2 separate regions of the Homo sapiens genome follow, and region 1 is linked to region 2. Evidence: read pairs that join two places in POLR2A ChIA-PET (ENCODE). Cell type or tissue: K562. All regions are shown on one strand. Links, peaks and the distances in the headings refer to the core of each region. The heading gives the core; the rest is flanking DNA.

Region 1 (5,387 bases), core at 118-5,117, 110 kb after region 2:
GACTTTTACTTAGCCACAGCTCAATACCCCTTTGTGCTTAAAAAAAAAAAAACAACAAAAAACAAAAAACAAAAAAACTAAAAACTAAAACACAAGCCTCACAAAACTCTTGACACATTTTTATGGGAAGTGAAAAGCATAACTTAAAACTTTCATAAGTGGTTGAAAATTGCTATACAAGAAACTTAGTATTTAGATGGGATAGATTTTGATGCAGAACACTGTACTAATGCTTTGGAGATATGTATTTGTAAAGAAGGAAGTAGAAACACATGCAGTACAGGATAATACATGACCAAAGCTGCAAATGTATGTGTTAGGAGTTCAAGAAAGGAAGAGATTATTGCTACCCAGGGTGATAAGCACTGAGCTAGTTTTTGAAGGGTGTATAATAGCAAAGAGTACATTTTATGATCTCTGTGAGGACCAGTACTACCTGTTTTTGCTCACCATTATGTCCCAACACCTAGCACTGTGCCTGGCATAGATATGGGGCTCAAGAAATTTTAGTTGAATGAATGAATGAGTGAGTAAGTGAATGAGGAAGAAAGGAAAGAAAAAGATTTCAGGCAGAGTCCTGAGAAAAGGCACAAGAGGTGTTTGGGAATAGCAAGATTCTGTTAGAGGAGGTGTAATAATATTTGAATGGAGAGGAGTCACAGGTCACAGCAGCAGTCACTTAGTTGGGGACTGGATTGTGGAAAACTGTTTGGATGTCAGTAAATTGTGCTTGCTTGTAAATGGCAGAGAGTGACCAGGGCTCTACTTTAGGACGAGTGCTGCCATCGCTCGAAGGTGGGGTCAGTTAGGCTATGGAAGAATTGGATTAGGGTTGCAGCAGTGGGGAAAGAAAGGCCAGATGGGGAGAGGCTGGAAAGAATTGGTTGACTGGATTTGGGACTGAGCAGATGCGGGTAGGGAGGAGGAAGCAAAGGTGAATTCAAAGTTTCTGGCTTGGGTGACTGGGAGAGAGGGACACCTTTAAGTAGGTGAGGTACGTAAATCAGAAGGAAACTGCCTTTTTGCTATTCTGTTTTGTTTTGAGGATTGGAGATAGGAAGTAAAAAGGGGGTCATTATAATGGAGTCTTTGTCTTTTGTGATCTTTAAGCGGAAAATAGACCGTGTCTGTCCTGGATATTTAAAATGTGGGGAGGTAAGTGGCACAACTGATCTCAAGTTCCTTTCTGGCTTTGTGATTTGAGCTGAATTTTTTATACTGAATTGTGAAATTCATTGTGTCTTAGAAATATTTTTTTTAATTTTTCAAAGAATATTGCTTTTCTACAATGAAGAAATTCAAACCTACAGTGCTATAAATTTTTAATTGGCATAATTTTGTATATGCAGTTTTAAATGCTGATTTTTTTAATCATACATGAGCATTGTAAACCAATGCCATTTTTCAAAATCACCATAAATGTCTCTATATTAATAATATTTCGGGGAAAGGATATACCATACTGTATTGAACATTTTTCTCTCTTTGGTCATTTTGGTTGTTTCCTATGTCTTGTCATTTTAAGTTGTTCCAATTCACATTACTGAAGCAAAGTAGAGCTGTGAATAATTCTTTTTAAAGCTTTAGTTTCAATTTACTTAAAAAATATATTGGTTTGTTTTAATCAACGAAATACTTCCAGGAGCACCAAAGAATTTTATGTGGATTGAGAGTCATCAAAAATATTGCTCTATTTATTAAAAATATGTAACATCCCCAGTTCTTGACAACTTGAAAATGAAGCAGCATTGTTGCCTGGGGTAAATACCCGGGGTTCTTCATCTCATCGAAGATTAACAATAGGTACACGTGAGTGGGTTAAGGAGCAGAGACTTTAATAGGCAGAAGAAAGGACAGAGGAGAGAGTAGCTCTCCCTCTCTTGTGAGACAGAGGAGTCCAAAGGGAAAAGCGGGCCTGCAGCTGACCGCAACAGGTTTTATAGTCTGGCTTGAGGAAGCGGTGTCTGATTTACATAGGGCCCGCAGATTGGTTCAACCAGGTGTGACGTTTACGTAGTGGGTGGGGAAGGCTGATCACCCCACCCTAATCTTATTATGCAAATGGACTTTCCACTCGGCCAGTGCCGTCTTGTCTGCTCCTCACTGTACATGTGGCTGGCAAAAAGAGAAGATGGAGCTGCCATTTTGAACATGCCTAGTCCCAGGTAGTAGTATTCCTACTGGCACAACTGCCGACATTCACCTGTGCAAGTTTCCAGCTTGCTTGTTTACGTGTGCAGCTCTCTTTTACAGGCTGCTGTTTGTTAAAAGAGAAAATGATTTTAGGGCTGCTTTTCATTAAAAGGAAACCCTTACCGAGGGCTCCCGAACCCTCAGTACCTGCCTAAGTAATTTCTTTTTAACTCGTATATCAAAAACATCTGGTAAATGATCACAATTATTTGTTGTTGACAGTGAATTCCTTTATAAGAAATAATTTGTGTAAACTATAAATTTGAATAAGATATTTCCTTTATTGTTAATTTAATTTTTTGGTCTTAAATATTTTCACATCCTAGTGACAAATTGAAGAATTTGCCAGTTTAGACTTCTCTTTTTTTTTTTTTATAAAATTTAATTTTCTTTTGAGAACTGGAAAAGGTAGTTTATTTCAAATTTGGTCCCCATGATTGATGTACTTTAGTAATGCATTTATTCAGTTTTGTGTATCTGGATATGTGGCATTTCAGTGAGACAGCTTCTACAGAGAATTGGAAAATTACATTCTGAAATATCAAAGTTTTATAATTTGAATAATTTACGGAAACCTTTCTAAAATGAATATACATTTCTGCCTTCTTAAAGAATTTACTGGCCAGGCATAGTGGCTCACGCTTCTAATTCCACGCTTTGGGAGGCCAAGGTGGGCAGATTGCTCGAGCAACATGCTGAAACCCTGTCTCTACAAAAAATACAAAAATTAGCCAGGCATGTTCCACATGGCTGTAGTCCTAGCTACTCTGGAGGCTGAGGTGGGAGGATCACTTGAGCTTAGGAGGTCGAGGCTTCAGTGAACCATGAGCATGCCACAGCACTCAGCCTAGGTGGCAGATCAAGACCCTGTCACAAAAAAAAAATTTATTGATCACAATTTACTTTTTTTCTGTCATACACAGACTTCATCATTATGGATGATCATCTTTTTTTTTTTTAATTTTTTATTTTTGAGATGGAGTCTCGCTCTGTTGCCAGGCTGGAGTGCAGTGGCCCGATGTCGGCTCACTGCAACCTCTGCCTCCCAGGTTCAAGCGATTCTCTTGCCTCAGACTCCCAAGTAGCTGGGACTACAGGTGCATGCCACCACACCCAGCTAATTTTTGTATTTTTTTTTTTAATAGAGACAGGGTTTCACCATGTTGGCCAGGATGGTCTCAATCTCTTGACCTCGTGATCCGCCCGCCTCGGCCTCCCAAAGTGCTGGGATTACAGGCGGAGCCGTTGCCCCCGGCCCTGTGATCCTCACCACAAATTTTAGAGTAATTATTTTCCTTTTGAGAGCCTCAGCCACTTTATGAAATCTGAGGGTTAGCCTTTTATGTATGGGGGAATCGCTCATCATTCTGTTTTCTAACAAAGCTTTGCATATACTGTCTGTATAGCTCTCCTGCCTTCAGTACTAGCCATTGAATAATGGAGTTAATTTACACTGCTTGAGAATATTTCTGTGGGAGTGAATTTTAATTTTCCCAGTGCATTCCTGAAGAAGTCTCCTTTTGTTTTCGTTAATCTGAGTCTCTAAGGGAGTTTTTATTAACTGACCTTCTCTAACGAGGGATGTTAGAATTACAGACCCTGATACTGGAAGGTTTCTTGATACCATCTGGTCTGTTGTTTGGCTTTAAGGCAAAGTGAAAGCACTCACTTATTTTACAGAAACAGCAGCTGACACCTGACCTGACCAGTATTTACCTCGGGTTAAGAAGGTAATAAGTGGAGAATGGTTCCTCACCCTCTGGTGTTGTAAACCTGAACTTTCTTAGAAATCTAGACAATGCATCAAGGGACAGGATTGATAGTTGATATTGGGGTTCTCTCCTTCCTTTATGATCTCAACAAATGTCAGACTTTTTGCAGACAAGTAAGTAATAAAGATGATAAGTTTCCTAATACATGTAGCTGCTTTGTAGTCTGTGGGTTTGCTTTCTGGCTGTGCAGAAAACAGTGAATTTCATGGAAAAAGTTGTGTTCTTTTCCTTCCTCAAAGAGGAGACACTCTGAGGGAAATGTTTTCTGTACCCAGACCCAATGCACTGAGAGGACAGACAGAACAGAGAACATCAAATAGGGCAAGTAGACCTTGAGAAACATTTGAACAGTTGAATGGGTTTGTCCAATAAGGATAACTAGAGTCATAGACTCTGTAGAGTCTATATAGCGGCTAGAACTGTGATATATGATATTACATAAGAGCTGGAAAGAACTTTAGGAGCCATCTAATTCAGTGGCTTCATTTGATAGATGAGGACGTGGAGTCCCAGAGAGGCTACGACACCAGATTAGGGACACTGAGTGACCAAATTGGGACTGGAACCTTTTGGCACCCAGTGATCTTTAGTTCTGCATCAGACTGCTGTGTGTGTGGGAAGCTTGTTAGATGTGCAGCAACTCTTCCCCAAGAAGTTGGCATCAGTGTGACTGTGGGTGGTTATGCTAAAGGGCTTGAGCAAAAACTCAGACTAGTGCCCTCATCTGAGGTTGGTATTTGTTATGCAGTTAGGACCTTTTTAAAATGTGATCATTATGAGTTCAGCCATAATAATCACGTCTCATACAGAAACTTTATCATCTGACTGGAGGGGTGCGGATAGTATTCTAGTGATAGGGAAACTGTTAGGTAATGTGTGGCCCAGAGGCATTGCTGATCAATTTCAACAAAATTTTACACACACACACACACACACACACACACACACACACGGTCTCATTGTGTTTTGGAGGATACTGCTATTTTAGCATTTATCACATTGTAATAATGTCTTTACCTGTCTTCTCAGTAGATAGTGAGCTCCTTGTGGGTAGGGACTGGTGACCAATAGGCTTTTAGTAACTATTTGAGTGAGCAAGTGAATGAAGAGACAAAAAACGTCAGCAGTGCTGGTAAAACATTGAAAGGTTGGCATGCCTTATAACGATCTTATAGAATTTATTCATCCTGTTTTTAAAGCAGTTAATTTTTTTTGTATTGCAAGTACTCTGTGATGAATATGCTAACTAGTAATGCCTTGCTCAGAATAGGTAGTCATAAATTTTGTTGAATGAATGAGTACTTCTTGGAATGTAGCTTATCTTTTTGCTGAGGTGTTGGGAATTTTCACATGAAGCTTCTAATGTGTAGAATAAGGTATAACAATACTTCAAACAATGATTCCTCTGGGAATTGACTCACT
Region 2 (5,387 bases), core at 83-5,082:
TTAAAACTGTGTTATATGAGACAATAATGAACATATGAATAAAAACAAATACATAAGTCTGGACGTGGTGGCTCATGCCTGTAATCCCAGCACATTGGGAGGCGAAGGCGGGTAGATCACGAGGTCAGCAGTTCGAGACCAGCCTGGCCAACATAGTGAAACCCCATCTCTACTAAAAATACAAAAATTAGCCAGGCATGGTGGCATGCGCCTGTAGTCCCAGATACTCGGGAGGCTGAGGCAGGAGAATTGCTTAAATCTGGGAGGCGAAGGTTGTGGTGAGCCAAGATTGTGCCATTGCACTCCAGCCTGGGCAATAGAGCAAGATTCCATCTCAAAACAATACAAAACAAATACATATGTCACATGATAATATAACAAAAACCCTTGAACCTATCACTCAACTTTAAGAAATAGAACCTATGGAAAAACACATTATGTAGGTTGTCTAAAAATAAAATACATTTTAAACTAAAAAAAAAAGAAATAGAATCTTTCCCGTTAGTGAAGATCACTGTCTGCTCCTTCCTTTACCTCTCCCCTTCATAAGCGTTATCTTGAATTGTGTTTTTCATTCCTTTGTTTATTTTAGAATTGACCACATATACATATATGGATGGATGCCTAGTAACATATTATTTACTTTTGCTTGTTTTTGAGTCTCATAAAAATGGTATTAAACTGTATGTATCTTTCTGCAACTAGTTTTTCTGACATGATTTATTTATCCATTCTCTACTGAGTGGATATTTGTGCTATTTCTAGTTATTTGCTATTACCGTCAGTGCTGTTATGAACATTCTTGATCATTTCTCCTGGTGCATGTTCTAGGGTTTCTTTAGCACAGCGCTTCTCAGACATTAATGAGCATTCATAGCAACCGGGGATCTTGTTAACAAGCAGATTCTAATTCAGTAAATGTGGGTAAACCTGCCATTCTGCATTTCTAACAAGCTCCAGGTGATACAAATGCTATTGGTTAGCCAACTACACTTTGATTAGTAGGCTTAGGATAAATACCTAAAAGTTGAATTGTTGAAACAGGGGTTATGTTTATCTTCAAGTTTACTCTAGATAATACGAGATTGTTTTCCAATGTGATTGTACAAACTACATGCCTAGCTGCTGTATGTTTATTGTTTCTCATTTGATATTGTCAGATTTAAAATTTTCCCCCAATTTAGTAATTATAAAATGATGTTATAATCTTAATTTGAATTTCCCTGATTATTAATAAAGTTGAGCATGTTTCTACATGTTTATTAGCCATTCTTAGAGTGCTTGCTCAATTGTTGATATTTCTAAGATGGTTGTCTATGTTACTTTCTATAAATGTGGGACAAAGTAAGATGAAACAATTTATCCTTAAGAAAATGACTGTGGGACAGGTACGGCGGCTCTGTAATCCCAGCACTTTGGAAGGCCAAGGCGGGAGGATCGCGTGAGCTCAGGAGTTTGTGACCAGCTTGGGCAACATGGCAAAACCCCATCTCTACAAAAAATTAGCTGGGGGTAGTGGCGTGTGCCTGTAGTCCTACAGACTGAGGCGAGAGGATCACTTGAGCTCTGGAGCTCGAGGCTGCAGTAAGTTGTGATTGCATCACTGCACTCCAGCCTAGACAACAGGGCAAGACCCTGCCTAAAAGAAAAAAAAAATAGAACATGACTGTGGCTTCGTTAAATTGACACTCTGCTCTATTCAATGGAATTCTCAGAAAGAGTGACGTTTACCAAAATGCAAGATGCTAATTAATGAAGGTCTTAAATTACTTGTTTGGCTCCTTGGTGTGCCTGACTGGTGTAGAAAAATCTGAGGATGACCTTCTGAATTCTGCTCTGAATTCTAAGTGGTCAGGAGATAAATGTAGCCTAGAGTCAGCCCCTGCATTGACCATTACCCCAAAATATACCAACACATGCTTGCCAGAGCTACTGTAGTTTAACTATTTATGAATTTTGAGGACTTTTAATAGCCTAAGTATTTAAATATCATTACTTATTTAGAAACTGTTCCAATATATGCTTAGTCAACTATGTTAATATAGAGTTGTATGTATTGTATATAATACAGATATATATTTTGTTTAATATGGATAGTTTGTAGTGATTCATTAAGAGTTTGAATTATATATAGATCTGCCTCTTTTTTGCCTATCATGGGCAAGTTTCAATTTTCTTGTGTACAAGATGAGATTGACATTGATAATACCTTCCCTACCATCTTCAATATACCTTCAGGGATATTTTGAAGATCAAAGGAATTCTAGTATCTTGATACTACTTTATATGATGAAAGAGTCTATATAAATGTAGTATTAATATATTGGATGACTTATCAAGAAGACAAATAACAAATGTTGGCAAGGGTATAGGGAAAATGAAACCCTTGTAAACTGTTGGTGGCAATATTTGTAAATTGGTACAGTTTCATGGCTGAACAATACTTCGTTGTATGGATATACTTTATTTTTGTGAAAATAGAAGTTCCTCAAGAAATTAAAAGTAGAACTACCATATGATTCAGCAATTTCTCTGTGAGCATAAACCCAAGGGAAATGAAATCAATATCTTGTAAAGATATCTGTAGCATTATTCACAATAGCTAAGATATGCAAACAACCCGTGTCTATTGATGAATACATCAACAAAAAAAGTGTTGTTTATGTAAAAACAAAAAAAATTTAAAATAAAATAAAATGCCTATCCATGCTTTTTGCCCATTTTCCCTCTATAGTGTATCTTTTTCTAGTTGATTACTTTAGGAGTTCCTTATATATTCTGGATTCTTCTAATCCTTTTAATTTACATGTGTTGCTAATACTTTCTTCCAGTTTGTGACATGTCTTTGCTTGCTTTTTTGAAGGAGTCCTTTGATGCACAGAGTTCTTAATTTTAGTGTAGTTAAAACATATTAATCTTTTCTTTTTTTGAGGCAAGGCTTCACTTTGTCACCTAGACTGGAATGCAGAGTCGCAATTACAGCTCACTGCAGCCTTGAACTCGTGGGCTCCAACAGTCCTCTCACCTCTGCCTTCCTAGTAGCTGAGACTACAGGTGCACACCACTACATGCAGCTAAGTTTTTTTTTTAATCGTTTTGTAGAGACGCGGTCTCACCATGTTGCCCAGGCTGGTCTCAAACTTGAGGGCTCAAGCGATCCTCTCACCTTGGCCTCCCAAAATCCTGGAATTTCAGGCTTGAGCCACCGTTCACAGGCCAACAGTATTTATCTTTTGTTTATAATTAGTGATTTTTGTGTCTTGAGAAGTACATCCCACCTGGCGCAGTAGCTGATGCCTGTAATCCCAACACTCTGGGAGGCCGAAGCAGGGGGATTGCTTGAGCCCAGGAGTTCAAGACCAGCCTGGGCAGCATGGCAAGACCCCATCTCTACAAAAAGTACAAAAATTAGCTAGGTGTGGTGGCACATGACTGTAGTCTCAGCTGCTCTGGAGGCTGAGGTGGGAGGATCGCTTGAGCTTGGGTGGTTGAAGCTACACTGAGCCATGATTGCGCTACTGCACTCCAGCCTATGTGACAGAGCAAGACCTTGTCTCCAAAAATAAAAAAAGAAAAAAGAAATACTTTACAATCCAAAGGTCCTAAAGGTAGTCTGCTATATTTCCTTCACATGTCTTGTCTTTTGCAATTTTAAAAATTGAGATAGCAATCACATACGTTAAATTCACCCTTTTAAAGTGTAAAATTTAGTGATTTTTGGTATATTCAAAGTTCTGCAACTATTACCACTAATTCCAGAACATTTACATCACCCCTTGCCAAAATAACCCTCACACCCATTAGCAATCACTCCGCATTCTGAATGTACCCCCACAGCCCTTGACAACCACTAATCTAAACTATCTCCATAAATCTGTCTATTATAGACATTCATATACCTGGAATGATACAATATGTGGTCTCTTGTGACTGGCTTCTTCAGTTAGCTTCTTTCACTTATGTTCTCAAGGTTCATCTATATTACAGCGTGTATGGTATCAGTACTTCATTCTTTTTCATGGCTGAACAATACTTCATTGTATGGATATACTTTACGTTTTGTTTATATACACATCAGTTGATAGACATTGTTAAAATAAAAATAAAAATGGGCGAGGTGTGGTGGCTCACACCTGTAATCTCAGCAGTTTGGGAGGCTGAGGCAGGAGAATCACTTGATCCCAGGAGTTGGAGACCAGCCTGAGCAACATGGCGAAACCCTGTCTCTACCAAAAATTTAAAAATTAGCAAGGCATGGTGGCATGTGCCTGTAGTCCCAGCTACTCGGGAGGCAGAGGTGGGAGGATTGCGTGAGCCCCAGGAGGTCAAGGTTGCAGTGAGCCGTGATCACATCACTGCACTCCAGCCTGGGTAACACAGTGAGACCCTGTCTCAATAAATAAATAAAAATAGAGCCACAGTTTAGATTTCTCAAGGCCAAACTGCCCATAGCAATGTAACTAAGACTTAATCCATCCTGATTTCCCCTAACCCTAAAGATAAACAAAACATAAAAGTAAGCTTTTTGTCTTTATCAATATGATTTCATGAAATTAAACGAATCAGCTATTGATAAATCAGCTTAAATAGCTCAACATGTCTTTAAAAAAATGACAGCCAGTCATGAAAAAAGTTACAATGTTGCTTCCTGTATGCTCTATAAACTGCTGTAATTGCTATAAAATGAGACCTGGCTGGGCTAGGTGGTTCATGCTTGTAATCTCAGCAATTTTGGAGGCCAAAACAAGAATATTACTTGAGGCCAGGAGTTCAAGACTAGCCTGGGCCACATAGCAAGACCCTGTTTCTATTTATATAAATTAAAAAACATAATTTTTTTAAATTGAGACTTCATGCTGTTTTCCAATTTGAGGTCTTTCCAGTTTGCAAACTGTTTCGTATGCACAATGAACTCTTAAAGTTATAACTTGATTTAATTTTGACATTTGTGTTGTTTCCACTTTTTGGATCATGAATAATGCTGCCATGAACATTCATGTACAAGCTTGAGTGTGGACATGTTTTCATTTCTCTTCTGTGAATATCTAGGAGTAGAATTGCTATTTATAGGTTACATGGTAATACTATGTTTAACTTTTTGAGGAACTGCCAGAATATTTTCAAAAGGGGCTCCAACAACATTACATTTGTACTAGCGCAGCGTATGAAGTTTCTGGTTTCTTCACATCCTTACCAACAGTGGTTACTGCCTGTCTTTTTGTACAGCCATCCTAGTGGGTGAGAAGTAGTATTTCATGGTGGTTTTGATTTGCATTCCCTTAATAATTAATGACACCGAGCAACTTTTCATGTGCTTATTGGCCATTTGTATATCTTTGCAGAAATGCCTATTCAAATCCTTTGCTTGTGTCTTTTTGTTTATAACT

Evidence for each region. Peaks named below come from ENCODE experiments on the same cell type or tissue, not always from the same donor. Only the 100,000 strongest peaks of a DNase experiment are listed, where the experiment ranks them.
Region 1: POLR2A ChIA-PET joins it to region 2 with 5 read pairs; 26 of 35 experiments call an interaction of 5 or more read pairs at or near these places.

Annotation. Positions count from the first base shown.
Region 1 is chr1:100,361,061-100,366,447 of GRCh38, forward strand. The region is part of intron 2 of CDC14A (cell division cycle 14A); the gene reads left to right. Among named protein-coding and RNA genes, the nearest start is that of CDC14A, 11 kb to the left of the region's middle. In K562, for the core only: no CTCF peak of the experiment used is centred there; a DNase peak (open chromatin) is centred at 2,011; H3K4me3 peaks cover 2,741 bases.
Region 2 is chr1:100,252,183-100,257,569 of GRCh38, forward strand. No RefSeq gene overlaps it. Among named protein-coding and RNA genes, the nearest start is that of DBT, 5.0 kb to the left of the region's middle. In K562, for the core only: no CTCF peak of the experiment used is centred there; no DNase peak of the experiment used is centred there.